Regions from separate parts of the Homo sapiens genome. Here region 2 is linked to region 1. Evidence: read pairs that join two places in POLR2A ChIA-PET (ENCODE). Cell type or tissue: HCT116. All regions are shown on one strand. Links, peaks and the distances in the headings refer to the core of each region. The heading gives the core; the rest is flanking DNA. Region 1 overlaps SMURF2 (SMAD specific E3 ubiquitin protein ligase 2). Region 2 has its middle 56 kb from the start of SMURF2.

Evidence for each region. Peaks named below come from ENCODE experiments on the same cell type or tissue, not always from the same donor. Only the 100,000 strongest peaks of a DNase experiment are listed, where the experiment ranks them.
Region 2: POLR2A ChIA-PET joins it to region 1 with 5 read pairs; 5 of 35 experiments call an interaction of 5 or more read pairs at or near these places.

What each region holds. Positions count from the first base shown.
Region 1 is chr17:64,627,915-64,643,110 of GRCh38, reverse strand. All of the region lies in intron 1 of SMURF2 (SMAD specific E3 ubiquitin protein ligase 2), which reads left to right. Among named protein-coding and RNA genes, the nearest start is that of SMURF2, 27 kb to the left of the region's middle. In HCT116, for the core only: no CTCF peak of the experiment used is centred there; no DNase peak of the experiment used is centred there; H3K27ac peaks cover 738 bases.
Region 2 is chr17:64,710,525-64,725,720 of GRCh38, reverse strand. No RefSeq gene overlaps it. Among named protein-coding and RNA genes, the nearest start is that of SMURF2, 56 kb to the right of the region's middle. RefSeq lists an enhancer at 12,679-12,728. In HCT116, for the core only: no CTCF peak of the experiment used is centred there; no DNase peak of the experiment used is centred there.

The DNA.
Region 1 (15,196 bases), core at 6,100-11,099:
TGAGGCTGCAGTGAACCGTGATGGCGCCACTGTACTCCAGCCCAGGTGATAGAGCGAGAACCTATCTCAAAGTAAAAAATAAAGGGTAAAATTCAACTTAAGCCTGGATAACAGGGTGAAACTCCGTCTCTACAAAACATACAAAAAAATTAGCCAGGCGTGGTGGTGCATGCCTGTAGTCCCAGCCACCAGGGAGGCTGAGGTGGGAGGATCTCTTGAGCCTGGGAGGTCGAAGCTGCAGTGAGCCATGAGTGTGCCACTGCACTGCAACTGGGGCGACAGAGGAAGACCCTGTCTCAAAAAATAAATAAATAAATAAATAAAATTCAACTTAAAATTGGTTGGTTGATGTTTTCTCCATAGCACTGTGAACTTCTTTATAGCTATAGACTCATTCATACTAATATTTGCCTACACACAGTGCTTAATAGATATGTGTTAATTAAATGAATGAAAGTTTTAAAAAGGGATGGCTGATAAACATAATTTAAAAGATCTGTCTGTCCTTCTTAGTGGTAATGTGTGATAATTCTTGGTTCAAAAGAGTAAACTTAATTTTTGCTTTGTTTGGCAGTTTTGATGCTTCTGCAATAAATGGCTCACTCATTTTTGTTTCAGGAGAGGCCAGGGATTAATTTAGGCCATAATAAATAACTACTACATTTAGTAGGATTATATAGTGCAAGGCTCTCAGTTGACTACTCAGTGGCCTGATAAGTATATTTATCCATTCTCTTTTGCTATAGAAGAATCATGATGCAGGTAAAGAATCTGTAGAGATTATAAGGCCAATTATGCTGACTTTAGGGAGGATGTACCTTGCTTTCTGTGAGTTACAGTAATATTACATAGCTTTTCCAGATCCCTTAGATACTTGGAAGCTGGAAAATCGACCTGCATTGCTAGCCAAACAAATTCTTCTCCTCCTCCCAATTATTCACATGAATTATCACATATTTGCTAGAAAGGGCTTATTAGAATTGCTGCATAAAAAATGACCCTAGGGCCGGGCGTGATGGCTCACGCCTGTAATCCCAGCACTTCGGGAGGCTGAGTCGGGCAGATTGCCTGAGCTCAGGAGTTTGAGACCAGCCTGTGCAACATGGTGAAACCCTGTTTCTACTAAAATACAAAAAATTAGGCAGGCATGGCGGCATGCACCTGTAATTCCAGCTACTCGGGAGGCTGAGGCAGGAGAATTGCTTGAATCCAGGAGGTGGAGGTTGCAGTGAGCCGAGATTGTGCCATTGCATTCCAGCTGGAGTGAGACTAATAGTTTTATCATCTCATGGTTTCTGTGGGTCAGGGATTTGGCAAGGGGCTTAATTGGGTCATTTTGGCCCAGAGTCTATTGTGTGTTTATTCAGATGGTGGCTGGAACTGGAATTGCTGGGGGGTGGCTGGGCATATCTCTCACTTCAGGTCATGTCAGAGCCTCCATGTGGTCTGTCTACATGGGCTGGTTTATGGCAGCTTTACGGCAGCTACACTGCTAACATGACTGACTCAGGGCACCAGCAGGAATTGTCCAAGGAACAAAGTGAAAGTTACATCTCCTTTTCTGACTTAGCCTAGGAGGTCCTACCTGCATTCTATTGGTTACAAAACAAGTTAGTTACAGGCTATTCTAGATTCAAGGAGAGGGAACATGAACTCCCATATCTTGATAGAAGAAGTTTCAAAGAATTTGCAGCCATTTAAAAAATTGTCACAGGTGGTGGCAGTGGCAGCAGGTGCTGCTACTTTTTGTTTTTTTTGGGGGGTTGGACTATTTATTCTTTGATATATTAATCTAATAGATAAAAATTTTCAGCTTTTATAATTTATTTTATGTTCTACCTTTGAATTTCCAGGAATTTTATTACAGAGCACTTAACAAATGGCATAAAAATTTTCAGCAGCTTCTAGAAGAGTTATGATAGCTTATTAAAGTATAAAATCCATAAATTATTTTGATAAAGGATTATAAAGGTCATAGAGAAGCAGATTGGTAAAAAAGCAGATACTATCTGAATAAAATAATTTATATGAATATGTGAATTTAATTCTTTAATTCTCTGAAATGTTTTTTTTTGGAATGATTTTTGTATTGAAAAAATATTATAATTCAGGGTTAAGAATAAAATGATGTTAGTGCTTCCCTATAGGGTCTGCATTGTTTTTCTTTTTTTTCTTTTTTCTTTTTTTTTTTTTGAGATGGAGTCTCACTCTGTTGCCAAGCTGGAGTGCTGTGGCATGATCTCGGCTTACTGCAATCTCCGACTCCCTGGTTCAGATGATTCTCCTGCCTCAGCCTTCTGAGTAGCTGGGATCACAGGCACCCGCCACCATGCCCAGCTAATTTTTGTATTTTTAGTACAGACGGGGTTTCACCATGTTGGCCAGGATGGTCTTGGTCTCCTGACCTCGTGATCTGCCTGCCTTGGCCTCCCAAAGTGCTGGGATTATAGGTGTGAGCCACTGTGCCCGGCCTCATTGTTTTTCTTTAACCCGTCTATAATCCATTCTCCACAGTATAGCTTCATGAATTAAAAAAGAAAAAAGTAAATTGGATGATTTTACTTCCTTGCTTTAACCCTCCAGTGTCTTTCCATTATACTTTGAATGAAATAGACACTATTTATCCAAGACCTTATATAATCTGCCCCTGTTGACTGGGCTTTCCTTTGCTCATTATGCTTTAGTCACGTGGATTTTCTTTTAATTTCTTGAAAAGGCCAATCTCTTCCACCTCAGAGTCTTTGTATATATTCTTTCTTTTGAAGGAATTTTCTTTCTCTTGTTTCTTCTTATTTTTCTGTGTCAGTTGTATTATCTCAAAGAGTTCCTAAGTAGTCTGTCTAAAGTAGTCTCTACTCTCATTATGCTACCTCCATAATATCCTGTTAACTTCTGAGAACTGAACACAATTTCTTTTAATATTCATTTATTTACCTGTTTACTGTCTTTTTAAAAATAAACTTTTGATTTTAGAATACTTTTAGATGTATAGAAAAACCTGTAAGTCTAAAGATAAGAAAAATCTGTAAATCTAAAGATCTGTAAATCTGAAGATAGTATAGAATTCCTGTATTTCCATAACCAGTTTTCCCTATTAACTAAACTAATCTTACATTAGTATGGTATATTTGTTATAATTAATGAACCAATATTGGTACACTTTTATTAACTAAAATCCATATTTATTCCGATTAGTTTTTACCTAATGCTGCTCATTGTTTTTTAATCCCTATTAGATGGGGAGCACCCACAGGGCAGGGATTGTGTGTGTGTTTCATTTACCTAATGTGATGCCAAACAGTAACGGGTACTTGGGAAGTATTTCTTGAGTGACTACTGGAAAGAAGTCTTAGAGTTTATAGTCTGACTTAAACTTCCCCATTTTAGGTGAGAAAATTGCTTAGGGAGGCATATGTGTCTTCTCCAAGTCCCATGGGTAATTCATGGTATAGCTGGTATTAGACACCACATCTTATGATATCCAGTTGCTATTATCTCTTTGAAACTAATGAACCTTAATTTTCTTTTTTTTTTGAGTCAGAGTCTCGCTCTGTCGCCCAGACTGGAGTGCAGTGGTGCGATCTCAATTTACTGCAACCTCCGCCTCCCGGGTTCAAGTGATTCTCCTGCCTCAGCCTCCCAAGTAGCTGGGATTACAGATGTGCACCACCAGGCTTGGCTAATTTTTGTATTTTTAGTAGAGACAGGGTTTTCCCATGTTGGTCAGGCCGGTCTGGAACTCCTGACCTCAAGTGATCCACTCACCTCAGCCTCCCAAAGTGCTGGGATTACAGGTGTGACTCACCACGCCCAGCCTGAAGCTTAATTTTCAAGACCCAATCTGAGGGTCTGGGAGGGACCCTAGCAATGTGTTCACTTGGTTAATTTTTAAAAAGTTTTATTGGTATATAATATATGAATGAGAAAATTCATAAATATTATAAGTGTGTAGTTTAAGATTTTTCACAAACTGAACACACATATATAACTAGCATCCAGATCAAGAAACAGAACATTGCCAGTATGTGGTCACATATCTTTGAAGAATTTGCAAATGTAAGTTATCTAAACCACAGTCAGCTAAAATTGCCGTCTTTTTACCTGACTTCCCCTTTGTTACACTCTTCCTTATGTTGGGTGGCATTGGAATGGCTGTGGGCACTTTTGGGGTCTGGCTATGGGGAAATTGACTTGGAGAGATATTTAGTTGGATTTTAGCAGGATATGTTTACATGGTTCATAGCCTCTTTGTGTATAGTCAAGGTATTACTAGCCATCCCAGTATGGGAATGGTTTCTAGGAATACTCTATGTCTGTTGTGCTAACTCATGGGGCATTGTGACATAAACGTGCATAGCTAGAGGTTGTCTAGCAATATGAATGTGTCCTATGGCATCTGGCACCCAAAGTGTGTGGTTAGTAGAGGAAAAACAAGGTTTGATGTCAAAAGCCAGTCTGGGGAAAATTCTTTAAGATTTTGTAGCTTTAATGAAAGAGACTTGTTAAGAATTTTCCCAGGTTTGACCATAGTCCTAAAAGTTGATATAACATTATTTATTGATGATGTTCCTGTGCTAAAAGAAAACTTTTCTAAGCCATCAATAACAACAGGCTGAGCGTGGTGGCTTACGCCTGTAATCCCAGCACTTTGGGAGGCTGAGGCAGGCAGATCACTTGAGGTCAGGAGTTTGAGACCAGCCTGCCCAACATGACGAAACACTGTCTCTAATAAAAATACAAAAATTGGTCAGGCGCAGTGGCTCATGCCTGTAATCCCAGCACTTTGAGAAACTGAGGTGAGTGGATCACTTGAGGTCAGGAGTTCAAGACCAGCCTGGCCACCATGGTGAAACCCCATCTCTATTAGAAATACAAAAATTAGTCGGGCTTGGTGGCACATGCCTGTAATCCTAGCTACTTGGGAGGCTGAGGTAGGAGAATCACTTGAACCCAGGAGGTGGAGGTTGCAGTGAGCCGCCAAGATCGTGCCACTGCACTCCAGCCTGGGCAACAGAGTGAGACTCTGTCAAAAAAAAAAAAAAAAAAAAGAAAAAGGAAAAAAAAAAAACTCATGGGAAAGTGTGGTACTGGTGTAAGGATTGAGATATAGATCAATGGAATAGAATAGAAAGTCCAGAAAGAAAATTATACATTTGTGGTCAGTTGATTTTTTTTTTTTTTTTTTTTGACTAGGGCGCCAAAACCATTCAATGGGGAAAGATTAGTCTTTTTAAAAAATGGCATTGGGACCGGGTTCTGTGGCTCACACCTGTAATCCCAGCACTTTGGAAGGCCAAGGTGGGTGGATCATTTGAAGTCAGTAGTTTGAGACCAGCACGGTCCACATGGTGAAACCCTGTCTCTACTAAAAATACAAAAATTAGCCAGGCATGGTGGCACACGACTGTAGTCTCAGCTACTGGGGAGGCAGAGGTGGGAGAATCGCCTGAACCTGGGAGGCAGCAGTTACAGTGAGCCAAGATCGCACTATTACACTCCAGCCTGGGCAACAGAATGAGACTCCGTCTCAAGAAAATAATAATAATAATAATGTGTTGGACCAACTGGATTTCCACATGCAAAAGAATGAAGTTGAACCTCTACCTCATGCCATATATAAAAATTAACTCAAAGTGGATTAAAGACTAAATGTAACAATGCAAGCCATAAGACTCTTAGATGGATGGCTGGGTGTGGTGGCTCACACCTGTAATCCTGGCACTTTGGGAGGTCGAGACGAGTGGTTGTTTGAGGCCAGGAGTTCGGGACCAGTCTGGCCAACATGATGAAACCCCGTCTCTACTAAAAATACAAAAATTAGCCAGGAATGGTGGCAGGCACCTGTAATCTCACTTACTTGGGAGGCTGAGGCAAGAGAATCGCTTGAACCTGGGAGGCGGAGATTGTAGTGAGCCGAGACCGTGCCACTGCACTCCAGCCTGGGTGACAGAGCAAGACTGTGTCTCAAAAAAAAAAAAAAATCTCTTAGATAGAAACACAAGACTTTGGATTGGATTCTGTCAATTTAAACAAAAATCTTATTTATTTATTTTTGTAAAGATGAGGTCTCACTCTGTTGCCCAGACTGGTCTCGAACTCCTGGGCTCAAGAGATCCTCTTGTCTCGGCCTGCCAAAGTGACAGGATTACAGGTATTAGCCACTGCACCCAGCCTAGACTCTATCAAAATTAAAAACGTTTGTGTCCAAAAGGACACTAATAAGAAAGCTAAAAGATAACTCATAGAATGAGAGAAAATATTTATAAATTATACCTGATAAGGGTCTAGTATACAGAATATATAAAGAACTCTTTTTTTTTTTTTCTTTTTTTGAGGCGGAGTCTTGCTCTGTCGCCTAGGCAGGAGTGCAGCAGCATGATCTTAGCTCACTGCAACCTCCACCTCCTGGGTTCAAGTGATTCTTCTGCCTCAGCCTCCTGAGTAGCTGGGACTACAGGTGCACACCACCATGCCCAGCTAATTTTTTTTTTTTTTTTTTTTTTTTTTTGAGGCAGAGTCTGGCCCTGATGTCCAGGCTGAGTGCAGTGGCATGCAATCTCGTCTCACTCAACCTCCACCTCCTGGGTTCAAGCGATTCTCCTGCCTCAGCCTCCCGCGTAGCCGGGATTACAGGTGTGTGCCACCACGTCCAGCTAATGTTTATATTTTTAGTAGAGATGGAGTTTTGCCATGTTGGCCAGGCTGGTCTTGAACTCCTGATCTCAGGTGATCCACCAACCTCAGCCTCCCAAAGTGCTGGGATTACAGGTGTGAGCCACCGCACCCGGCCTTAAGGAACTCTTAAAACTCAACAATAAAAGGACAAACAATCCAGTTAAAAAATGGGCAGCTAGCCAGATGTGTTGGCACATGCCTATAGTCTCAGCTACTTGAGAGGCTGAGGTGGGAGGATCCCCTGAGAACAGCCTGGGCAGCATAGTGAGACCACATTTCAAAAAAAAGGGCAAAGGGTTTGAATAGACAGTTCTCCAGAGAAGATATATCAGTGGCCAAAAAGCACATGAAAAGATGCCCAATATCATGAATCATTAGGGAAATGAAAATGAAAACCACAATGGGATACTACTTCACGACCACTAGAAGGGCTATAATAATGGGAAAATAACAAATGTTAGCAAAGATGTGGAGAAATTGGAACCCTCATACATTGTTGGTGGGAATGTAAAGTAGTTCAACCACTCTGCTAAACAGTTTGTGGCAGTTTTTCAGAAAAATTAAACATAGTTACTACATGACTCAGCAATTCCATTCCTAGGTACATACATAAGAGAACTGAAAACATATGTTCACACAAAATCTTGTGCATAGTAGCATTATTCATAACAGCCAAAATAGTTGGGTGGAAACAACTCAGATGTCTGTCAACTGAATGGATAAACAAAATATGGCATATCTATACAATGGAATATTATTCAGCCATAAAAGGGAATAAAGTGCTGATGATGTATGCTATAGTATGGATGAGCTCAAAAAATTAGGTTGATTGAAAGAAGCCAGACACAAAAAGCCATATTGTTTAATTCCACTTGGCAAATCCATAGACAGAAGGTAGATTTTCAGGTTGCTAGGGGATGGGGGAGGGAAGATGGGGAGTGACTGCTAACAGGTAGTATGGGGGTTGTTTTGGGGTGATGGAAATGTTCTGGAATTAGATATTGGTGATGGTTGTACAGCACTGTGACTATGCTAAAAATTATTGAATTATACAGTTTAACTTGGTGATTTTCATGTTATGTGACTTTTATTATTTATTTATTTATTTTGAGACCTAGTCTCGCTCTGTCGCCCAGGCCAGAGTGCAGTGGTGTGATCTCGGCTCACCGCAACCTCCACCTCCCTGGTTCAAGCAATTCTCGTGCCTCAGCCTCCCAAGTACCTGGGATTACAGCTGTGCACCACCACGCCCAGCTAATTTTTGTATTTTTAATAGAGATGGAATTTCACCATGTTGGCCAGGCTGGTCATGAACTTCTGGCCTCAAGCGATCCACTCACCCTGGCCTCCCAAAGTGCTGAGATTACAGGTGTGAGCCACCATGCCTGGCCTTATGTGACTTTTATCTGGAAACAAATGGGAAAAAAACTTGTCATAACAAATATTATTATTATTATTATTAGGTTATGATGTTTGTGGCTTTTGCCAGTTTGTTAAAATTTATGATTTATTTTCTCATTCTAAATTGAATATTGGCTGTCAATACCCAATTCTGTGCTCTTAAAATGGAGCCTCCAAACTCTGTAAACTCCAGGCTTCATGAAATCTGAATGCACCCAGGATATGTATTAGCATCAGATAAAAATCATTCAAGGACTGTGTCTTCTTTTTAAGCTTGAATTGAACAAATATGTTTATTTCTGCTCTGTCCCCAAGCCCCATTCACAGTGAGTAAGAGAATGAAAACAGCATAAATCTGCAAGAGCAGAAAGAACAGGAGACAGTAAATAAGTGGTATAAAAAAACTTCAGGGAAATGGAAGGTGGTTGGAGTAGATTAATTAGCTGAGAAAGTGGAATATAAAATATCTACAGAGGCGGATACCAATTCCTTGCATGATTCTAGCCAGTTCATATCACCTATCTCTAGGAAGACTCAGGAATTGAAGGTGCCAGGTATCTCTGAGGGTGCAAGCAAGATGTGAAGCTGAAAGCAGGAAATGGTTTAAAGTCAGTGGAAAGTTCTATACATGCCTCATCCTAGGCAAGCAGATGAGTGTTCTTACCCAACCTCACAAAAAAGTCAAAGATTTATCTTGTGGAGAAAGCCAGACTGCCTATAGACCCAGGAATACCTGGTGCTGTGGAAGGTGGTAAAGAAATGCCCAGCTGAAAATGAGGGGATTTGCCACATCTTTAAATGGTGAAACTCCCAGCCCCCTTGTATTACTTAGCTCCAAGAATGCTAGCAGCCAGTTATTCTCTTTTTGTTTTTGTTTTTTGTTTTGAAACAGTCTCACTGTCGCCCAGGCTGGAGTGCAGTGGTGGGATCTCGGCTCACTGCAACCTCCAGCTTCTGGGTTCAAGCTATTTTTGTGCCTCAGCCTCCCAAGTAGCTGGGATTACAGGCGCGCACCACCACACCTGGCTAATTTTTGTATTTTAGTAGAGACAGTTTCGCCATGTTGGCCATGCTGGTCTCAAGCTCCTGACCTCAGGTGATCTGCCCACCTCGGCCTCCTAAAGTGTTGGGATGACAGGCATGAGCCACCACACTCAGCCTATATAAATTTTATGTTTTTACAGTAACTTTGTATGGAGAGTATAAAACTCTTCACAACATTTTTTTGGGGGGTGGGGGGCTAATCTCTTGGTAGTTGCCTGTGTTTATAAGTTACCTCTAAAGTTTAGAATTGAAAGTTGTTTGGTGTTTTCAGCATATTATTGAAGGCTCAGAATTGTAGGGACCAGAATTATTACTGATTCTCTAATGCCTCTAATCAACTGAAGTTGTAAGATAATTCATGTTATGTGAAAAACAAACCAATGATGCTAGTTGAATCCTGGAATTTAAACTTGCAACAAAGTGAATATGACATATTTAATGGTTATTCTTACTATATTGTATTGTAAATATATGGTAAAGGGATTTATGTATTTATTTTTACCCAGCTAATAAACATTTTCACCTGGGATGGAATGATACCGGTGTGGGTATGGAGGGTTTAAGTGGAAAGGGAGTGTTCTTTCTCTGTTTTTATACTCTGCTTTCTCTTTGAAGTTGTTCTTTCCTCTATTTGATTTTGAGGGACCCTGATTGACTCCCAGTACCTGGATATAGAAGAATCTATAGGTAGAGATCTGTTTTTTTGTTTTGTTTTGTTTTTGAAACAGGGTCTTGCTTTGTCACCCAGGATGGAGTACAGTGATATGATCATGGCTCACTGCAGCCTCGGCCTCCTGGGCTCAAGCCATCCTCCCACTTCAGCCTCCCAAGTAGCTGGGACTATAGGTGCGTGCCACCACGCCTGGCTAATTTTTGTGTTTTTATAGAGACAGGGTCTCCTCAGGTTGCCCAGGCTGGCCTCGAACTTCTGGGCTCAAGCTATCTCCCTGCCTTGGCCTCCCAAAGTGCTGAGATTACAGACTTGAGCCACCACATGCAGCCTCTACCTTCTGTTATAACAATAAATACTGTGTATCCCTATTTGCAAAGTTTTAAGAAACTCTTTACCTAAGTCATCTCACTTAATCCTCAAAATAATACTCTGAAGTAGGCGAGTACAAATACTATCATATTGTCATCAGAAAACACTGATCTCAGAGAGGTTAAGTCATTTGTCCAAGGGCTCACAGCCCTTCTCTTAAGCGTGGGAAGCTGGAATTTGAAACCAGATGTGTTTTATTCCTGTCTCTAAGCTCTGTGTTACACTGTCTTCCTAAATTGTTTAGGTCTCTTGACAGAAGTCTGGAGGCCTTTGAACAGTTTTTTTCCCCAAGACTTGTCTCATTTTCCCCTTCAGCTGAAAAGAGAATATAGGAAGCATTTGTAACTTCCTTAAGACCAGGTTTTAGGTCAAATAGGCTGACTATGTGTTTTGAATTAAGAGAAGTTTTTGTTTGTTTGTTTCCTGCCCATCTCTCTTTCCCACAGCTGCCCTGAGTATAAGTCAATTGGAAATGGATTTGGTTTAATAGACACACATTTCCTGGGAGGGTTGATGTTAGGAGTGTGTAGGGGCATGGTCAGTTATTAACCATGTGGTGTGGATTGCACGACACTTTGGCCAGTCTAGCTCCGGACATCTGAGCTAATGTATAAATTTGTGATTGATGTGGCAAGTCAAAATTTCTGGAGATTAAAATTTAGCTTTGCTTCCTCCCACCCACCCCTTTTTAAAAAGAGGTGGTGGCTTATGCCTGTAATCCCAGCACTTTGGGAGGTCGAGGTGGGCAGATCATTTGAGGTCAGGAGTTTGAGACCAGCCTGGTCAACATAGTGAAACCCCGTCTCTACTAAAAATACAAAAATTAGCTGGGTGTGGTAGTGAGCGATTGTAATCCCAGCTACTTGGGAGGCTGAGGCAGGAGAATTGCTTGAACCCGGGAGGCAGAGGTTGGCAGTGAGCCGAGATCGCAACATTGTACTCAGCGTGGGCGAGTGTGCCTCTGTCCACCCCCCCCCCCCCCCCCCCGCAAAAAAAGAGAGTCTTAGAATAATACTAGGGTGGTGGGTGGTTAATAGATGTTGAGAGGCAGATATGATAGCAAAGTGCAGTTTTGCTGACCCCATGTTGCTGATCCTGTCTGGTGTTTAATGAGCTAATCCATATAACGTGCATAAGCACCATGTCTGAGAAGTAGTAAATGCTCAATGCATATTAATTATTGTGTAAATATTTCTTACATCCAATAAAAAGTGTGAAAATGAGGGCAGAGGTGGAATTAGGGTCATGTCAAATTTCTGTTTTTTGTTTGTTTCATGGTGTTTTGTTTTTTGGGAGGGGGTGTTTAAGTGCATTTTATGTTCTGAGAGAGGAGATTTTAGGAGCTGGGCTGGTTTTCAAAGATGACCAGTCAAGGTGTGTTCCTCACCTGTGAAGGTTAGTTAATTCTCCTCTCTGGACTCTGGAACTTTGTCCTATTAAGTACTCTTTTTATCTTCTTTCAGAATTTAAATATCCACATGTGTCTCTCATCTTTAAAGTCCTTTCTTAGCCCATTTCCTTCAACCCCTGCATTTCTTCATTTTAGGTCTGACCTTTACAAAGAGTAGTCTGCTCTTGTGATGTGTATCCTTGTTTTCATCTCTCTGTCTCTCTCTCTCTGTCTCTCTCTCTCTCTCTCTCTCTCTCTCTCTCTCTCTCTCTCTCTCCCCCCCCCCCTCTCTCCCCCCCACCTCCATTCCTCCCTCCCTCTCCACCCCACCTCACCCCCGTCCCTCTCTCCCTTTTTTTGACCTGAGTAGCTGGGACTACAGGCACACGCCACCACACCCGGCTAATTTGTAAATTTTTTGTAGAGATGGGGTCTTGCCATGTTGCCCAGGCTGGTCTTGCACTCCTGGACTCAAGTGATCCTCCTGCGTTGGCCTCCCAGAGTGCTGGGATTACAGCATGAGCCACTACACATGACCTTCACCTTTCATTTATGCACTAACCCAGCCTTTGCCCACTACTCTTATGAAGCTGCTCTTAGGGAGGATACTAGTGCTCTAACTGATGAAACAGACTTTTCTGACTTGACCTTACCACTGCATTTGACTAATAGTTGCTTTTCAAGGACTCCCTAGAGATAATTGAGTGCTGGTTGAAAAGTAGGGCCTTCAAGGATATGTTTTAAGTTCTCCGCAATGATATAAAGGACAGCCCTTAGCTGGAGCCTTCAAGAAGTTTGTATAGGAACTTGTTCTTATCCTTATCAGTTCAGCTAATGAGAGGCAAATTCTGAGAGGCAAAATTCTTATAATTTTCTAAGGATAGTTATAAAACCTTTTTCTGCTAAAATTGTTTCAACTCTGGGTGGACTGTCATTTGTCCCCTTGCCCCCAGTAGTTGTCCCCAGTAGAGCCTTTAAATATAAGGTTTTAGGTTTCACAATATTATAGTTCTGCCTTACTGCTTACCCCTAACCTGTTGCGCCAGTTTGGGTGTGATGGCAGGAACTAATTTCTTGTGTTTTGGCCAGTTAGCTCTCTGCACACTTGCAGAGTAACAGGTTCTTTTTCTTTTGTGGCATTTAATTTGAGTAAGACCTTATATTTTTAGAAATTCCCAGTTAGCTGGTAATCTCTCAAATGAAGTGGTTTTTTACTTGATGAGGGCATGAAGACTTTTAAAAATCAGAAGCCTCTTATAAATAAATATCTTCTAGGATTTTTGCTAACCACTTAATTTGTATTAACTTTTTTTTTTTCTTTCTGAGACGGAGTCTTGCTCTGTTGCCCAGGCTGGAGTACAGTGGTGCGATCTCAGCTCACCACAACCTCCGCCTCCCAGGTTCAAGCGATTCTCCTGCCTCAGCCTCCTGAGTAGCTGGGACTACAGGCGTGCACCACCATGCCTGGCTAATTTTTGTATTTTTAGTAGAGACAGGGTTTCACTGTGTTGGCCAGGCTCGTTTCGAACTCCTGACCTTGTGATCTGCCCACCTCGACCTCCCAAAGTCCTGGGATTACAGGCGTGAGCCACTGTGCCCGGCCTCCTTTCTCAGTTCTTAAAGGATGATTACTTTTCTAGTACCTGAATTATTTATGGATTCAACATCCCCCCAGGACAGTTCTTTCCTCTACCAGTCATAGGAGGTATTGTTAGACTTTGAATGAGTTGTTTAATTTGAAGAGACATATGGTTTTTAAAAAATTTGTTTAGAGTTCTTGGACAATATTCTGTTGTAATTCATGTAGATAATTTATTTGCCAATCCACTGACATTCTTCCCACTAATCTATTTCTGGTTTTAATCCATTAAAGGAGGCTGAAAAGGCCATTTAGCTCTGCCTCTAGGTCTATAAAAATATTGCCTAAAAGTTTCTAAAATCTTCTGATTACAAATGACTGCTTGCAATTTAGGATTTTGGTGTAATCTACTTTGGTAAGAAAGACTTCGGGGATGGTGTGAAGCAGATACTTTTCCTTCTACTTGTTTTATCTTAGAGACAGGGTCTCTCTCTGTTGTCCAGGGTGGAGTGCAGTGGTGTGATCACAGCTCACTGCAGCCTCAAACTTCTGGGCTCAGGCTATCCTTTTGCCTTAGCCTTCCAGGTAGCTGGGACTACAGGCAAGCGCCACCATGCCTGGCTAATTAAAAAAATTTTTTTTATAGAGACAGGGTCTCACTATGTTGTTCAAGCTGGTCTCAAACTCCTGGGCTAAAGGGATCCTCCCGCCCTGACCTACCAAAGTGCTGGGATTATAGGTGTACACACACTTTTCTTAAACTTTCTTCTGATTAGTGATACCTGATCTGCATTAGGGTTCCAACCTGTTTTTTGGAACCATCTTCGACCTTCTTAGGGAAACTAGTAGTCTGTAAGTTTGTGAGGTTCTGGTGGGCATGGGAGTATTAGATATGTAAAAGTTTTCTAAACTCAGAAAACTTTTGGTCTTTTTAGTGGGTTTAGGGATTTTGCCTGGGGCTGGAGTTTAAAAACAACAGCCTGGCTTTCTTTTGAAGGGTGGGGGTAAGTCCTTAATGGAAATTGTGGGGTTGTCTGTCCCATACTACATGGGTGCTCAGTAACAGGGGAGGAGATAGAACTGTGATATCTAAGGCAGGAAGATGTGAGGGAGCCCTGTGATGATCAATTGTGAGAGTAGTGTGAGGTCCTCATCTGAAGAGTCAGAACATTAGGATTCTAGCAGATGAGTTAAAGGCTGAGCTTTCAAGGCAGGAAGTCACGGAGAAAGAGCTGCCCTTTCTTTACCTCTTGTTAGAGAATCCTTCAAGGAAGTTAATTTTGAGTTATTGAGCCATTGGTTGTCTTAGTGTTAGAGTTTAAGAATGTAGACTATTGCTTTGGGGGTTTTACCTCCTTTGGTTCTAAGGCATTGTGGGAGTGTAAGCCCTCGTTGAAATTGCAAGTTCCCCAAAGTGGCCGCGGTAATTTAGAAACTATTCTTGGTATAATTTTGCCATAGTACTTATTAGACATGTATATGAATTTGGACTATAATGAATAACATAAAAGATTCAGGAGTCCTGACAGGATTTGACTCTTTTACTTAACAGACCCCCATAACAAATACCAAAAAGGAGATTTATTTCACTATTTGATAGAAAATGTATACATAGAATACTTAGTCAGTTGAGGCAGACCCAGTAGTCTAGGACCTCCAGCCTTTGAATCTGGTCCAAACGTTTGAGTTTTCTGAGTATTCTCTTAGGACACAGGTGGACTAACAATGGAACATACACAGAATAGACCCACTCTTTTTGTATCACTCAAAGAAGAGACCAAATTTCCTCTCCATGTCTACCCACAAGAAACCAGAAGGCTTCAAACAAACTTGCGAGACAGCAGAACAAACTCATAAAGTCAGCGGAATCACCATCAGAAGGTGATGGAAACCAGGGCTTACTATGTTCTCAGGTGTTGGTGGCTTGTTGGCTTCATCGGATGGCTCAGTCATATGATCTGTGTGGGACTTCCAAACTGTTAAAGTACAAAGACTGTTGGAGACCAAAGATTGTGTACTGAGTGAAAAAACTTTATTGCCAAGCAGGAAGCCTAATCCAGCACAA
Region 2 (15,196 bases), core at 4,297-9,296, 84 kb before region 1:
TGAGATAGGGTCTCACTTTGTCACTCAGGCTGGAGTGCAGTGGCCTGATCTTGGCTCACTGCAACCTCCACCTCCCCAGTTCAAGAAATTCTCCAGCTTTAGCCTCCTGAGTAGCTGGGACCACACGCATGTGCCACCATGCCTGGCTAATTTTTGTATTTTTTGTAGAGATGGAGTTTCACCATGTTGCCCAGGCTGGTCTTGATCTCCTGAGCTCAAGGTGATCTGCTGCCTCAGCCCCCTAAAGTGCTAGGATTACAGGCATGAGCCACCATGCCTGGCTCACACCTGGCTAATTTAAAAAAATGTTTTTTGTAGAGACGGGGTCTCACTATGTTGCTCAGGTGGTCTCAAACTCCTGGGTTCAAGTGATCCTCCTGCCTCGGCCTCCCAAAGTATTGAGTTTACAGGTGTGAGCCACCATGCCTGGCCATGATTTATTTTATATATAATATATATATTATATTACATACATTATATATATTATATTACATATATTATATATAATATATTACATACATTTTATATAATATATTATATTACATATATTATATATAATATATTACATACATTTTATATATAATATATATTATATTACATGTAATATATGTAATATAATATATTACATATAATATATATATAGTTGGTTCTATTTCTTTGGAGAACTCTGAGAGATATCTGTATGTGTGTACATATATATATAGCTTCTTATATATTTCATTTATATATATGATTTATTATGTATATATCTCTCTTCTATTGGTCCTATTTCTTTGGAGAATCCTGACTGATACACGACTATTACAAATAAAGCTGTTATAATTATTTGTGTACAATATTTTATATGAACATAAATTTTCATTTCTCTGGGATAAATACCCAGGAGAGTGATTGCTGGTTCTTGTGGTAAGTGTACGTTTAACTTTATAAGAAACTGCCAAACTGTTTTCTAGAATGGCAGTACCATTTTGCATCTACTCCTCATTTTAATTATTTTGTTCTATGAGTTAAATGTGTTAACTTCAGCATGGGCTGACATTTGAAGGCTGGTCATGCAGGGATCTTTGCTTACTTGAATTATAATCACCACTGCGACACACATCCTTGTTTTAACTTTCACATATGTAAGCCAAGCACAAAGGTCTGAAGGTTTAGAGATTTGAAATAACAAACCTGGCTGCCTCAGATTTTCTTGGCTGGCACCAGGCCTTGCCAGGCCTTTGAATCAGCTGGGTGCAGGGAAGGGTCACCAGGAAACTCAGGCTGCCTGGACCGACAGGAAGCGTGGGACGAAGCTTACTCCGGGTCTGGCTCGTGGTCAGCCTGGCTGGGGCCTGAGGCTTCCAGGCCGGCACAGTGTGCATGGTCAGGAAACAGCCTGGACTCTTGAAATCACCCCACCCCTGAAAAATGAATTCATAAACAGAGACGCTCCAAGCTCCTTTCTTTGAGAAGTAGCATCTTTTAGCCTGGAATAAAATCAACTTGCAGAGCTGCTATGGTTCCGTGTTCCTCGGGCTCTGCGCACCTCTGCATCAGTGGCAAGTGGCTTTGGGACTTGTTTTCCTGGAGAAGACGGCTATGAAGTTTTCTTTTCTTTTAATTTTTAATTAACTTTTTGTTGTTGTTTTAGAGATGGGAGAGTCTCACTATGTTGCCAAGGCTGGTCTTGAACTCCTGGCCTCAAGCAATCCTCCTGCATCAACCTCTCAAAAAGCTGGGATCACAGGAGTGAGTCACCATGCCTGGCTCTAGAGTTGTTTACTGATGCTTAATATTATTACTTTCTCCTTTCCACCCTCCCTGCACCCCTCACCTCAAGTTAACATGTACAAATATATATATAATATATATCTTTATATATATATTTTTTTATAGAGATGGGGTCTTGCTATGTTGCCCAGGTTGGTCTCAAACTCCCGGCCTCCAGTGATCCTACTACCTTGGCCTCCCAAAATGCTGTGATAACAGGTGCGAGCCACCACACCCAGCCCATATTTTTTATCTTGTCTATGGTTATTATTACCTAACACTATAAGGTTTCTGAACATACTGCATTTGGGTACTGTTTTGACAAATAGATTCAATTAGATATTACAATGGTATGGACCTTTCTAGTTTTATATTATCTCACCTGAGGCAGGTGAACTGTTAACTCCATTTTATCCAGAATTTCTCAGGGCTGGAACCTATAGATTCAGAGCTTTTTTTTTTTTTTTTTTTTTTTTTGAGACAGGGTCTCACTCCCTTCACCCAGGCTGGAGTACAGTGATGCAATCTTGAATCATTGCAGCCTTGACTTTTGGGGGTTCAATGACCCTCCCACCTCAGCCTCTGGGGTAGCTGGGACTGCAGGCGTGTGCCACCATGCTGGGCTAATTTTTTTCTTTCTTTTTTTTTTCTTTTTTTGATTCGGAGTTTTGCTCTTGTTGCCCAGGCTGGAGTGCAATGGCCTGATCTCGGCTCACTGCGGCCTCCACCTCCTGGGTTCAAGTGATTCTCCTGCCTCAGCCTCCTGAGTAGCTGGGATTACAGGCACCTGCAACCACGCCCGGGAAACTTTTTTATTTTTGGCAGAGATGGTGTTTCACCATGTTGGCCAGGCTGGTCTTGAACTCCTGACCTCAGGTGATCCACCTGCCTTGGCCTCCCAAAGTGCTGGGATTACAGGCATGAGCCACCTCACCCAGCCCCCCGTCTGTCTCCTTCCTTTCTTCCTTCCTTCCCTCTGTTTCTCTCTCTCTCTCTCTTTCTCTCTCTCTCTTTTTCTCTTTCTCTTTTTCTTTCTCTTGCAGTGTTTTACTCTGTTGCCCAGGTTGGAGTGCACTGGCATGATAAGGGCTCACTACAACTTGGATTTCCCAGGCTCAAGTGATCCTGATCCTCCCACCTCAGCCTCCCAAAGGGGATTACAGGTATGAGCCACTGCACCCGGCCTTATATTTTTATTTACATATATTTTAGACATTGGAAATACTACAGCATTCAGATCTGCGTACAAAATGTATAAAAATGACTGCTTATCAAGAAGACTACCATGACTTTGTGACATGACTATAGCAGTCTTATAAGTAAATTCTGAGTAGTTAAGCAGATCTAAAATATGGAGTGACATTTAGGCTGGGCGCGTTGGCTCACGACTGTAATCCCAGCACTTGCAGAGGCCGAGACAGGTGGATCACTTGAGGCCAGGAGTTCAAAACCAGCCTGGCCAACATGGTGAAATCCCATCTCTACTGAAAATACAAAAAAAAAAGAAAAAAAAATTAGGTATGGCGGTGCATGCCTGTAGTCCCAACTACTCAGGAGGCTGAGTCATGTGAATCGCTTGAACCCAGGAGGCAGAGGCTGCAGTGAGCTGAGATCATGCCACTGCACTCCAGCCTGGGCAACAGAGCAAGACTCTGTCTTAAAAAATAAAATAAAATAAAATATGAAGTAACCTTTTAAACCATCACATGCCACTCCGAAGCTCACCTGTTTCCCACAATTAAACATTTGCTTGGCTATAGGAGAAAGTGGCAAACATTCTTGATGACCACACTGCAGTGTATAAAACTGGATTTCTGACACTGGGCTCCAGCTTCATTTCCTCAGGGTCTTTGTAGGAGGGCAAGCATTTGAACAGTGTCCAGCTCACACTCCCATTATGCTGTCCTGAACCTCCTCCTAGGGGCAAATGGTGGAGGCGATATAGAAATGGGCAGAGCAGACCACAAACTTCAACATAAGATTCTCCGTGTGTGTGTGTTTTTAATTGAGGTATAATTGATGTGCCATAAAATTAACCCTTGTAAACTGTACATTTCAGTACTTTTACTGTATTCACAGAGTTATGCAACTATCACCACTATCTAATTTCAGAAGATTTCTTCATTCCCTAAAAGAAACTGAGCATCTATTAGCAGTCACTCCCCATTGATCCCTTCCTCCCCAGCCCTAGGCAACCACTCATCTACTCTCTGTGTCTATGGACTTGCCTACTCTGCACATTTTATATACATGGAATCATACGCTCTGTTGTCCTTTGTGTCTGGCTTATTTCACTTAGTGTGTTTTCAAGGTTTATCCCTGTTGTAGCATGGATCAGTACTTCATTCCTTTTTATTGCCAAGCAACATTCCAATGTATGGAGATACCACATTCTGTTTATCCATTTGTCAATTGAAGAGCATTTGGGTTATATCCACTTTTTGGCTTTTATGAATAATGCTGCCATGAACATTTGTGTACAATTTTTTGTGTAAATGTATGTTTGCAATTCTCTTAGATGTATAGCCAGAAGTGGAATTGTTGGGTCATAAGGTGACATAGGGCAACTCTGTGTTTAAGATTTTGAGAAAGCCATCAACATGGTGAAACCCAGTCTCCACCACAAACAAACAAACAAACAAATAAAAAACTCAGCCAGGCGCGGGGTTCATGCCTGTAATCCCAGCACTCTGGGAGGCCGAGGTGGGCAGATCACCTGAGGTCGGGAGTTCGAGACCAGCCCGACCAACCTGGAAAAACCCCACCTCTACTAAAAATACAAACATTATCTGGGTGTGGTGGCAGGTGCCTGTAATCCCAGTTACTTGGGAGGCTGAGGCAGGAGAATCACTTGAACCCTGGAGGCGGAGGTTGCGGTAAGCCAAGATTGCGCCATTGCTCTCCAGCCTGGGCAACAAGAGCGAAATTCCATCTCAAAAAAACAAAAACAAAAACAAAAACAAAAACAAAAAAAGAAAAAAAAAACACCCAAAAAAGTAGCAAGGCGTAGTCCCAGCTATTCAGGAGGCTGAGGTGGGAGGATTGCTTGCACCTGGGAGGCAGCGATTGCAGTGAGCCGAGATCGCACTACTGCACTCCAGCCCAGGTGACAGAGCGAGACTCAGTCAAAAAAACAAAAATAAACAAAAAAAAACTTCAGCATGCTTTCAATTTTGTTTTTGAAATTTATCCATAGTGATATATGTGGCTCTCGTTCTTTTTTTTTTCAGCTGTATGCAATTTGTTTCTCTGGCCTTCTGTTGATGAATATTTGAGTTGTTTGTAGTTTTTTGCTATTACAGACAGAGTTGCAGCGTGCGTTGTTGTTTACTCCGTTTCGGGCAAGTGTGTGAGCTTATGGTGTATATCCGGAAGCAGAACTGGTGGACTGAAGGATTTGTTCACCACTGATTTTACTAGCTATGGCCAAATTGTTCTTCAAAGTGACTGTAGTAATTTACACTCTGGCCAGCAGTGTGTGTGAGTTCCCATTTCTGCGTGTCCTTGCCAACACTTGCCATTGTCAGTCCTTCAAGCTCCTGCCAAGCTGAGGGATACAAAGTGGTCTTTCCGGGTTGTTTTAAGTTTCATTTCCCTGTTAATGAGTTTGGAGGCTCTTTTCACATGCCCTTGACCATTCTGTGAGTTTCCTTTTAATATCCTTTGCCCATTTTCCACTTGGGTTGTTTGTTATTTTCTTCTTGATTTTATGGGAGTTTTAAAAAATATTTTCTGAAAATGAATCTTAAAGTCTGTGGCTTTATTTTCAGTGTTGTTATGGTTTTTAAATTTTCCTTCTTGTTTCCTTTCTTTCTTTTGGTAAGAAGTTTCTAAAATAATTTTATAGTATATCCTTTTTCTGTCTTATTTGAGAAACTCTTTTCTACTCTGCTATAAACAAAATCCCCTATATATTTTTTCTAACCATTTTTGGAGTTTTGCCTCCACATTTAGGTCTTCAATTCACCTATAATTTATTTTTGTGTATGCTATGAAGTAAGGATCAAGCTATTTTCTCCCATTTGGGTAACTAATTAGGCCAGCACCACTATCTTCTTTTCACTGATCTGTAATGTCTTCTCTGCCATATATTGTTTTCATATGGCATGGGTCATTTTCTGGTTATATTTTGTTCCACTGGGTTCTTTGTTTCTCCCTGAACAAATACTACACTTTTTTTTTTCTTTACACTGGATCTGGCTCTGTCGCCCAGGCTGGAGTGCAATGGCACCATCATGACTCACTGCAGCCTCTGCGGACCTCCTGGCTTAAGCAGTCCTTCCACCTCAGCCTCAGCCTCAGCCTCCCAAGTAGCTGGGATTACAGGTGCACACCACCATGCCTGGCTAATTTTTGTATTTTTAGTAGAGACAGAGTTTCATCATGTTGGCCAGGCTTGTCTCAAACTCCTGGCCTCAAGTGATTTGCCCGCCTCGGCCTCCCACAGTGCTAGGATTACAGGCATGAGCCACTGCACCCAGCTGGATTTATTCTTAAGCATTTTATAACTGTTGTTGCTATTGTAAATGGGACTTTTCGTTTTTGTTTTTGTTTTTTTTTTGAGATGGAGTCTTGCTGTCATCCAGGCTGGAGTTCAGTGGTGCGATCTCGGCTCACTGCAACCTCTACCTCCCGGGTTCAAGAGATTCTCTTGCCTCACCCTCCTGAGTAGCTGGGATTACAGGCGCCCGCCACCATGCCTGGCTAATTTTTGTATTTTTAGTAGAGACAGGGATTCACCATGTTGGCCAGGCTGGTCTTGAACTCCTGATCTCAAGTGATCCACCCATCTTGGCCTCCCAAAGTCACAGGATTACAGGCATGAGCCACCGCGCCCAGCCTGGCCCTCCAGTGTTAAATAGAAATGGTGACAATGGGCTTTCATTCTTTGTTTCTGCTCTTAAAGAGAAGGCTTCCACATTTCCATTATTATTTCTCCTGTGTGTTTTGATAGAAAATGTTCATCATGTTAAGGAAGTTGGCAGCTAGTCTAGTTTCCTATGGATTTGTTATTACTGTTATTTATTTATTTTTGAGATGAAGTCTCGCTCTGTCACCTAGGCTGGAGTGCAGTGGCGTGATCTCGCCTCACTGCAACCTCTGCCTCCCGGGTTCAAGTGATTCTCCTGCCTCAGCCTCCTGAGTAGCTGGGATTACAGGCACCTGCCACCGTGCCCAGCTAATTTTTGTATTCTTAGTAGAGACGGGGTTTCACCATGTTGGCCAGGATGGTCTTGAACTCCTGATCTCATGATCTGCCCGCCTTGGCCTCCCAAAGTGCTGGGATTACAGGCGTGAGCCACGGCACCCGGTCACACTTTGGTTTTTTTAGTAGGGACGGGGTTTCACCATATTGGCCAGGCTGGTCTCAAACTCCTGACCTTGTGATCTGCCCGTCTTGGCCTCCCGAAGTGCTGGGATTATAGGCGTGAGCCACCACGCCGAGCCTATTACTGTTATTTATGAATGTTGAATGTTATTGCATGCTTTTTCTGCTTTTATTAAGATGATCCTACATCTTTCCTCCTTAGTTATTCATTTTCTTTATTATGAAATACTTCAAAAACAGAGAAATAGAGAATAGTACAACAGCTTCAGTAAGAGTTGTCAGTCACAGGCCATAGGAGCCAACTCTAGCGGTTTAGGTGGTAAAATGATTCATGAGGAGGAGAGTGGCATCTCTCTGAATTACAGGGAAGACTGGTTCTCTGAACTGTAGATGCTGCTGCTTGCTCCTCCCACCTCTCCAGCACTGAATCCTTCAGACTGCCAGTAGCACTGCTGCACCTGCTCCAGGAACTCTATCCTATGCCACTGGAGGTGGGGCTACTCATGTTCCATTTCACTTAGGGCTGAGTGTTTTTATTTTTAATTTTGTTATTTTTATTTTTGAGACTGAGTCTTGCTCTATCGCCCAGGCTGGAGTGCAGTGGTGCCGTCTCGGCTCATTGCAACCTCCGCCTCCCAGGTTCAAAGGATTCTCCTGCCTCAGCCTCCCAAAGTGTTGGAATTACAGGCATGAGCCACCACGCCTGACAAGGGGCTGTTTTTATATAGCTGAGCCCAGGTCATCTGCTTATACCGTAGATATATAGGAAGAAGGTTCAGATGTTGGGTGGCCAAAAGGAAAGACATTTGTCTTTCCTTCCCTGCCTGCTGGATCAGTGACATGAGGATCCTCAGATGGCCTGAAGGAAGCCTTAGCTTCCAATTTATCAGAACCATGACCATGGTAGTACAATCCCCTGGTAGAAACAGTTCCCACCTCAGGCACTAGAATATTCAGACTCCCAAATCCAAGGTCATAGGGATGGGCAGCAAGAGTTCTTCAAGTGTGTTCTTAGGTGTAAGCATGAGAGTAGCTACTCTTTCACCCTCTGTTTCCTAGATATACGCTTTCTTTTTTCTTTTCCTTTTTTTTTTTTTTTTTTGAGACAGAGTCTTGCTCTGTTGCACAGGCTAGAGTGCAGTGGTGCAATCTTGGCTCACTGCAACCTCGGCCTCCCAGGTTCAGGTGATTCTCCTGCCTCAGCCTGCCAAGTAGCTAGTATTACAGGAGCCCACCACCATGCCCAGCTAATTTTCTTTTCTTTTTTTTTTTTTTTAATTTTTATTTTTTTAATTGATCATTCTTGGGTGTTTCTCGCAGAGGGGGATTTGGCAGGGTCACAGGACAATAGTGGAGGGAAGGTCGGCAGATAAACAAGTGAACAAAGGTCTTTGGTTTTCCTAGGCAGAGGACCCTGCGGCCTTCCGCAGTGTTTGTGTCCCTGGGAACTTGAGATTAGGGAGTGGTGATGATTCTTAACAAGCATGCTGCCTTCAAGCATCTGTTTAACAAAGCACATCTTGCACCGCCCTTAATCCATTTAACCCTGAGTGGACACAGCACATGTTTCAGAGAGCACAGGGTTGTGGGTAAGGTCACCGATCAACAGGATCCCAAGGCAGAAGAATTTATCTTAGTACAGAACAAAATGAAAAGTCTCCCATGTCTACTTCTTTCTACACAGACACGGCAACCATCCGATTTCCCAATCTTTTCCCCACCTTTCCCCCCTTTCTATTCCACAAAACCGCCATTGTCATCCCGGCCCGTTCTCAATGAGCTGTTGGGTACACCTCCCAGACGGGGTGGTGGCCGGGCAGAGGGGCTCCTCACTTCCCAGTAGGGGCGGCCGGGCAGAGGGGCTCCTCACTTCCCAGACGGGGTGGCTGCCGGGCAGAGGGGCTCCTCACTTCTCAGATGGGGCGGCTGCCGGGCGGAGGGGCTCCTCACTTCTCAGACGGGGCGGATGCTGGGCAGAGGGTCTCCTCACTTCTCAGACGGGGCGGCTGGGCAGAGACGCTCCTCACCTCCCAGATGGGGTCGCGGCTGGGCAGAGGCGCTCCTCACATCCCAGACGGGGCGGCGGGGCAGAGGCGCTCCCCACATCTCAGACGATGGGCAGCCGGGAAGAGGCGCTCCTCACTTCCTAGATGGGATGGCGGCCGGGCAGAGACGCTCCTCACTTTCCAGACGGGGTGGCGGCCGGGCAGAGGCTGCAATCTCGGCACTTTGGGAGGCCAAGGCAGGCGGCTGGGAGATGGAGGTTGTAGCGAGCTGAGATCACGCCACTGCACTCCAGCCTGGGCACCATTGAGCACTGAGTGAACCAGACTCCGTCTGCAATCCCGGCACCTCGGGAGGCCGAGGCTGGCGGATCACTCGCGGTTAGGAGCTGGAGACCAGCCCGGCCAACACAGCGAAACCCCGTCTCCACCAAAAAAGTACGAAAACCAGTCAGGCGTGGTGGCGCGCGCCTGCAATGGCAGGCACTCGGCAGGCTGAGGCAGGAGAATCAGGCAGGGAGGTTGCAGTGAGCCGAGATGGCAGCAGTACAGTCCAGCTTCGGCTCGGCATCAGAGGGAGACCGTGGAAAGAGAGGGAGAGGGAGACCGAGAGGGAGAGGGGAGAGGGGAGAGGGGAGAGGGGAGAGGGAGAGGGAGAGGGAGAGCCCAGCTAATTTTCATATTTTTAGTAGAGACGGGGTTTCACCTTCTTGGCCAGGCTGGTCTCAAACTCCTGACCTCCTGATGCACCTGCGTCAGCCTCCCAAAGTGCTGGGATTACAGGCGTGAGCCACCACGCCCGGCATCTAGATGTACACTTTCTAGTTTTGAAGGAGACAATTCCAAATGTTAGCAGCTTTTAAAAGACATAACTGCAACCTGTAGGCCAACACTTGAAGCCAACAGGGTGTTGTCTCCAGGCTAACCCTGTAAATGAACTTTCAGCAGCCATTTCACCGCCCTCTAACCCAGCTGCTTCTGGGTGGTGGAACTTTAACTTTACGTCTCTATTAAGTCAAGTCTGAGTTAGCCATTGTAGACTATTCATGCCAACTCCAAAGCCCAAACCTGGGTGAGTGTATCAGTGAATTCAGCCCAATCAAGCCTTTTATTTATTTATTTATTTTTATTTATTTATTTATTTTTTGACACAGATTCTCACTTTTTCACCCAGGCTGGAGTGCAATGGCACGATCTCGGCTCACTGCAACCTCTGCCTCCTGGGTTCAAGCGATTCTCCTGCCTCAGCTTCCCGAGTAGCTGAGACTACAGGCATGCACCCACCACCACGCCCAGCTAATTTTTTGTATTTTTAGTAGAAACAGGTTTCACCATGTTGGCCAGGCTGGTCTCAAACTCCTGAGTTTGAGGAGTTTGAAGAGTGATCCGCCCGCCTCAGCCTCCCAAAGTGCTGGAATTACAGGCACGAGGCTCTGTGCCCAGCCAAGCCTTGTGTTTACCATCTTTAGGCTAACACAATGCTTAGAATCCTCTCCGACACGTGCTCCCAAGACCCTTGTGGATTTGAACTGGCAAGGTCCTGCCACTTCTTTAGTGTATAGACATTCTCTTTCTAGAGCAGGCCTTGTACTGCCCAAGTGGGCTATGTTGGGATCTAACTCTCCTTTTGATGCTGGAGGAATGAAGAGAAGATCTGGTGTCCCTTTTTAGTGAAGCAACTGTCCTAGGTGCAGTCACAGAAGGTTCCTTAGGCAGGGATAAGTTGGTTACCTCTACACGGGAGGACCTGCCTGAACAGACAAGGGAGCTTTGAAGGATTTGAGAATTCAAAAGTGCCAGAGTCTCAGCCTTGTCTGTGACCACTTAGATGCTCCTATTCTAAGTCTCAGGGTCCCACTACGTCCCCACTATGCCCTTTCCTAAGCATTTACTTGGAACTCCTACATGCACAATGAGGCCCTGGGCTGAGTCTTCCATCATATCCACCCTGAAAGTATAGGAGATGAAGGCTCCTTCGAAGATGCCACCAGACCTTTCTTGCTGTCTATTGCATTCTCTGTTCAAGATTCACAGCATTTTTTTTTTTTTTTTGAGATGGATGGAGTTTCGCTCTTGTTGCCCAGGCTGGAGTACAATGGTGTGATCTCGGCTCACCACAACCTTGGCTCACCGCAACCTCTGCCTCCTGGGTTCAAGCGTTTCTCCTGCCTTGGCCTCCCGGGTAGCTGGGATTACAGGCATGCACCACAATGCCCAGCTAATTTTGTATTTTTAGTAGAGTTGTGTTTCTCCATGTTGGTCAGGCTGATCTCGAACTCCTGACCTCAGGTGTACCCTTAAAGGAAATGCATGCCTTCCCCTCCTTTTTATTGCATCTGTAGGCTGCAATGTGGCCACAGTGGGGGGAGCTGTATTGAACTACACAAGCAACAAAATAGAGTCTGAATCCCCAGCAACTAAGAACTGCTAACAGAGAGACAGGAACAGTTTGGGTGTGACACTGGAGTCAGGCAGCCTTGGGTTCAAACACTGATTCTGCTAATCCCTAGCTGTGGACCTCGGGTGAAGAATTTAACCTCACGGTCTTCAGTTTCCTTAGCTGTAAAATGCTGGGAGGATGCAAGGAGCTGTCATAACGAAATTGCCTAGCAGTGTTCATGGTCCAGAGCAGGGTTTTAACGAACAGAAGCTGGCATGTCACCACTCTCTGTCCCTAGGAGCCTTGCCTTTTGCCTCCCTTTTCTGCCTTGATCCGCGCCCCCACCCATCTCTCCTCCCGTTCTTTCTTCACTTTCACTTTCTGGTCTGCCTCTTCCTTAAGCTGGACTCTGTGACTGTAGGTGTGTTTAATGTTTGGCTGCCTTCAGGAGGCCAGCAAGGCTCCCTGGCCAACATTTTACTTTTTTTTTTTTTTTTTTGAGACGGAGTCTCACTCACTCTGTCGCCCAGGCTGGAGTACAGTGGCGCGATCTCGGCTCACTGCAACCTCCGCTTCCCGGGTTCAAGTGCTTCTCCTGCCTCAGCCTCCCAAGTAGCTGAGACTACAGGTGCTCACCACCACGCCCGGCTAATTTTTGTATTTTTAGTAGAGAAGGGGTTTCACCATGTTGGCCAGGCTGGTCTTGAACTCCTGGCCTCAAGTGATCTGCCCACCTTGGCCTCCCAAAGTGCTGGGAATACAGGCAGGAGCCACCGTGCCCGGCCATGGTTCCCTGGCCAACCTTTTACTTATTCCTCTCCCTTCTACAATGATGCTTCTCCACCACATCAAAAGGTCCTCTCCTTTCCTCTTCCACAGCCATTGGCTGCAGGGAAATCGCCAGGGACAGAGCTGCAACTTGCCAGGCCAGCCCTGGAGGCAGCCCTGGAACCCTCTTGCTCCCTCGACCTTCTCCCTCCCCTTTCCCGGGAGGCCCAGGAAAGGGAGCTGGCACCCTGGGCCACTGAGCCAGTGGCAAGGCTCAGCCAGCAGGAGGAGAGCAGCGGATCAGGACTGCCTCAGACCTTTGATAAACCAGGTCTTGGAAGAAGGCCACTTACTCTTCTTTGTGTTTCTCTGTGTGCTGATTCCTGAGATTTGCAGGACATGTTTAATATTTGCTTGGAGAATCTATGAAAAGAAAAAGAAAAACAGAGAGGGAAGGAAACAGGAACCAAAATGCCACTTATCCCATGAGGGCACTGAGGCCTGGGCTCTGAGTCTCTCTGTTGCTGGCGGGGGCCAGGCTTCCTGTGGTGGGAGCGGCAGGCCTCCCTTCTCAGGCGTGGGTTCCACCACGGCTTGAAAGCCCCAGACCACCTCGCCCCTCCCTGGGAACTCAGCCTCTTGTGCAGCCACATAAAGGTAACCAGTGTCTGGTGGCTTGATAGGACAGACTTGTGAGGGACTTCCTGCCTTTTGATGCATGCCATTCCTGAGAGCTGGGCCGGGCCTCTGAAGAGGAGAGGTCCCTTTCAACTTCCTGAGTGTCTCAACGTTCAGACTCTTGGGGTTTGTGGTTAGAGACACTGGTATGAAGATTGTGTTCTATAAAGTATGCCCTCCGGGTCCCATAAAGCTAACAAGGCAAAGCTTTGTGAAAACACCCCCTAACCAAATGGACCAAGAGGGTCTGAAAAGCCCTTGACCTTGGAGCATTTTTTTTTTAATTTTTTGAGACAGGGTCTCGCCCTGTCGCCCAGGCTGGAGTGCAGTGGCATGATCTCAGTTCACTGCAACCTCTGCCTCCTGGGTTCAAGTGATTCTCGTGCTTCAGCCTCCGGAGTAGCTGGGATTATAGGCACACGCCACCATGCCTGGCTAATTTTTGTATTTTTGTAATTTTTTTTTTGTAGAGACGGGGCTTCACCATGTTGGCCAGGCTGGTTTTGAACTCCTGACCTCAAGCAATCCACCCACCTCGGCCTCCCAAAGTGCTGGGATTATAGGCATGAGCCATCATGCCCTGGCCCCTTGCAGCCTTTAGTGAAGAATGAGTGAAGGACTGGAAGGTCCGGGCAGTATGAGGGGATCTGCCCGAGGGAAAGTGTGTTAACAGCAGGACCCTTCTGCGAAGCCACCCGACTCCACTCCAGTACCTCGGAGCTGCCTTCAAATGTAACATGATTCCTCCAGCACTCACGGTTGCTAAGGGCCAGATAGACATTCTTTTCGTTTTTTAATTTAAATTTTTTTTTTTTTGAGACAGAGTCTCACTCTGTCACCTAGGCTGCAGTACAATGGCACCATCATGGCTCACTGTAGCCTCAACCTCCCAGGCTCAAGTGATCCTCCCACCTCAGCCTCCCAAATAGGTGAGATTACAGGTGTGCATCACCACACCCAGCTAATTTTTTAACTTTCTGTAGAGACGGAGGTCTCTCTTTGTTGCCCAGGCTGGTCTTGAACTCCTGGGCTCAAGTGATTCTCCTGCCTTGATCTCCCAAAGTACTGGGATCACAGGTATGAACCACTGCACCTGGCCTCATCCCTGCATTCTAATCCTCTTCTCACAGATGGGGAAACTGAGGCTCAATGAGGTTGAGTGACTGCTCCAAGAGCACACAGAGGTAGGATTGGAGCTCAGAGCTGGCTGACTCCAGATCCAAGATCTTTATGCTTCACCAGACTGCTCCCCACAAGACTATAGGGTGTCAGCAAAGTTGAGAAACACAGGACATACACGCTCACTCTCTCCGCTATTAATTACCTGGCTGAAGTAGTGTTTGTCAGTTTCTCCACTGTAAAGTTACTCTTTTCTTCCCGTTTTCCATACCATCCTCTTTGGTCATTCACCATGTACAACCCACGTTTAAGGAGTGGGAGTTATGAGGTGGAGTATCTACAGGAATTATCTGGAACACTACATGGGAGATTTGTCTTTTGTCTCTATTACTTATTTATTTACTTTTTTTTTAAGTGTATGCTACTGACATTTTCAAATAATATGCTCATTATGTTTTCAGGCAAAGTATCTTTTTTTTGTTTTTTGAGATGGAGTTTCACTGTCTCCCAGGTTGGAGTGCAGTGGTGCAATCTCGGCTCACCGCAACCTCTGCCTCCCAGGTTCAAGCGATTCTCCTGCCTCAGCCTCCCGAGTAGCTGGGATTACAGGCACCCATCACCATGCCTGGCTAATTGTTGTGTTTTTAGTAAAGATGGGGGTTTCACCATGTTGGTCAGGCTGGTCTTGAACTCCTGACCTCAGGTGATCTGCCCGCCTCAGCCTCAAAGTGCTGGGATTACAGGCATGAGCCATGGTGCTCAGTGGGCAAAGTACCTTTACATTGAGGTTTTTGTTTTGTTTTGTTTTAGTTTTGAGACAGAGTTTCACTCTTGTTGCCCAGGCTGGAGTGCAATGGCACAATCCTGGCTCACTGCAACCTCTGTCTCCTGGGTTCAAGCAATTCTCCTGTCTCAGCCTCCTGAGTAGCTGTGATTACAGGCATGAGCCACCACACCCAGCTAATTTTGTATTTTTAGTAGAGACGGGGTTTCACCATGTTGGCCAGGCTGGTCTTGAACTCCTGACCTCAGTTGATCCACCTGCCTTGGCCTCCCAAAGTGCTGAGATTACAGGTGTGAGCCACCTTGCCCAGCCTTGTATTTTTTTTTTAGATGGAGTTTTGCTCTGTCGCCCAGGCTAGAGTGCAATGGTGTGATCTCAGCTCG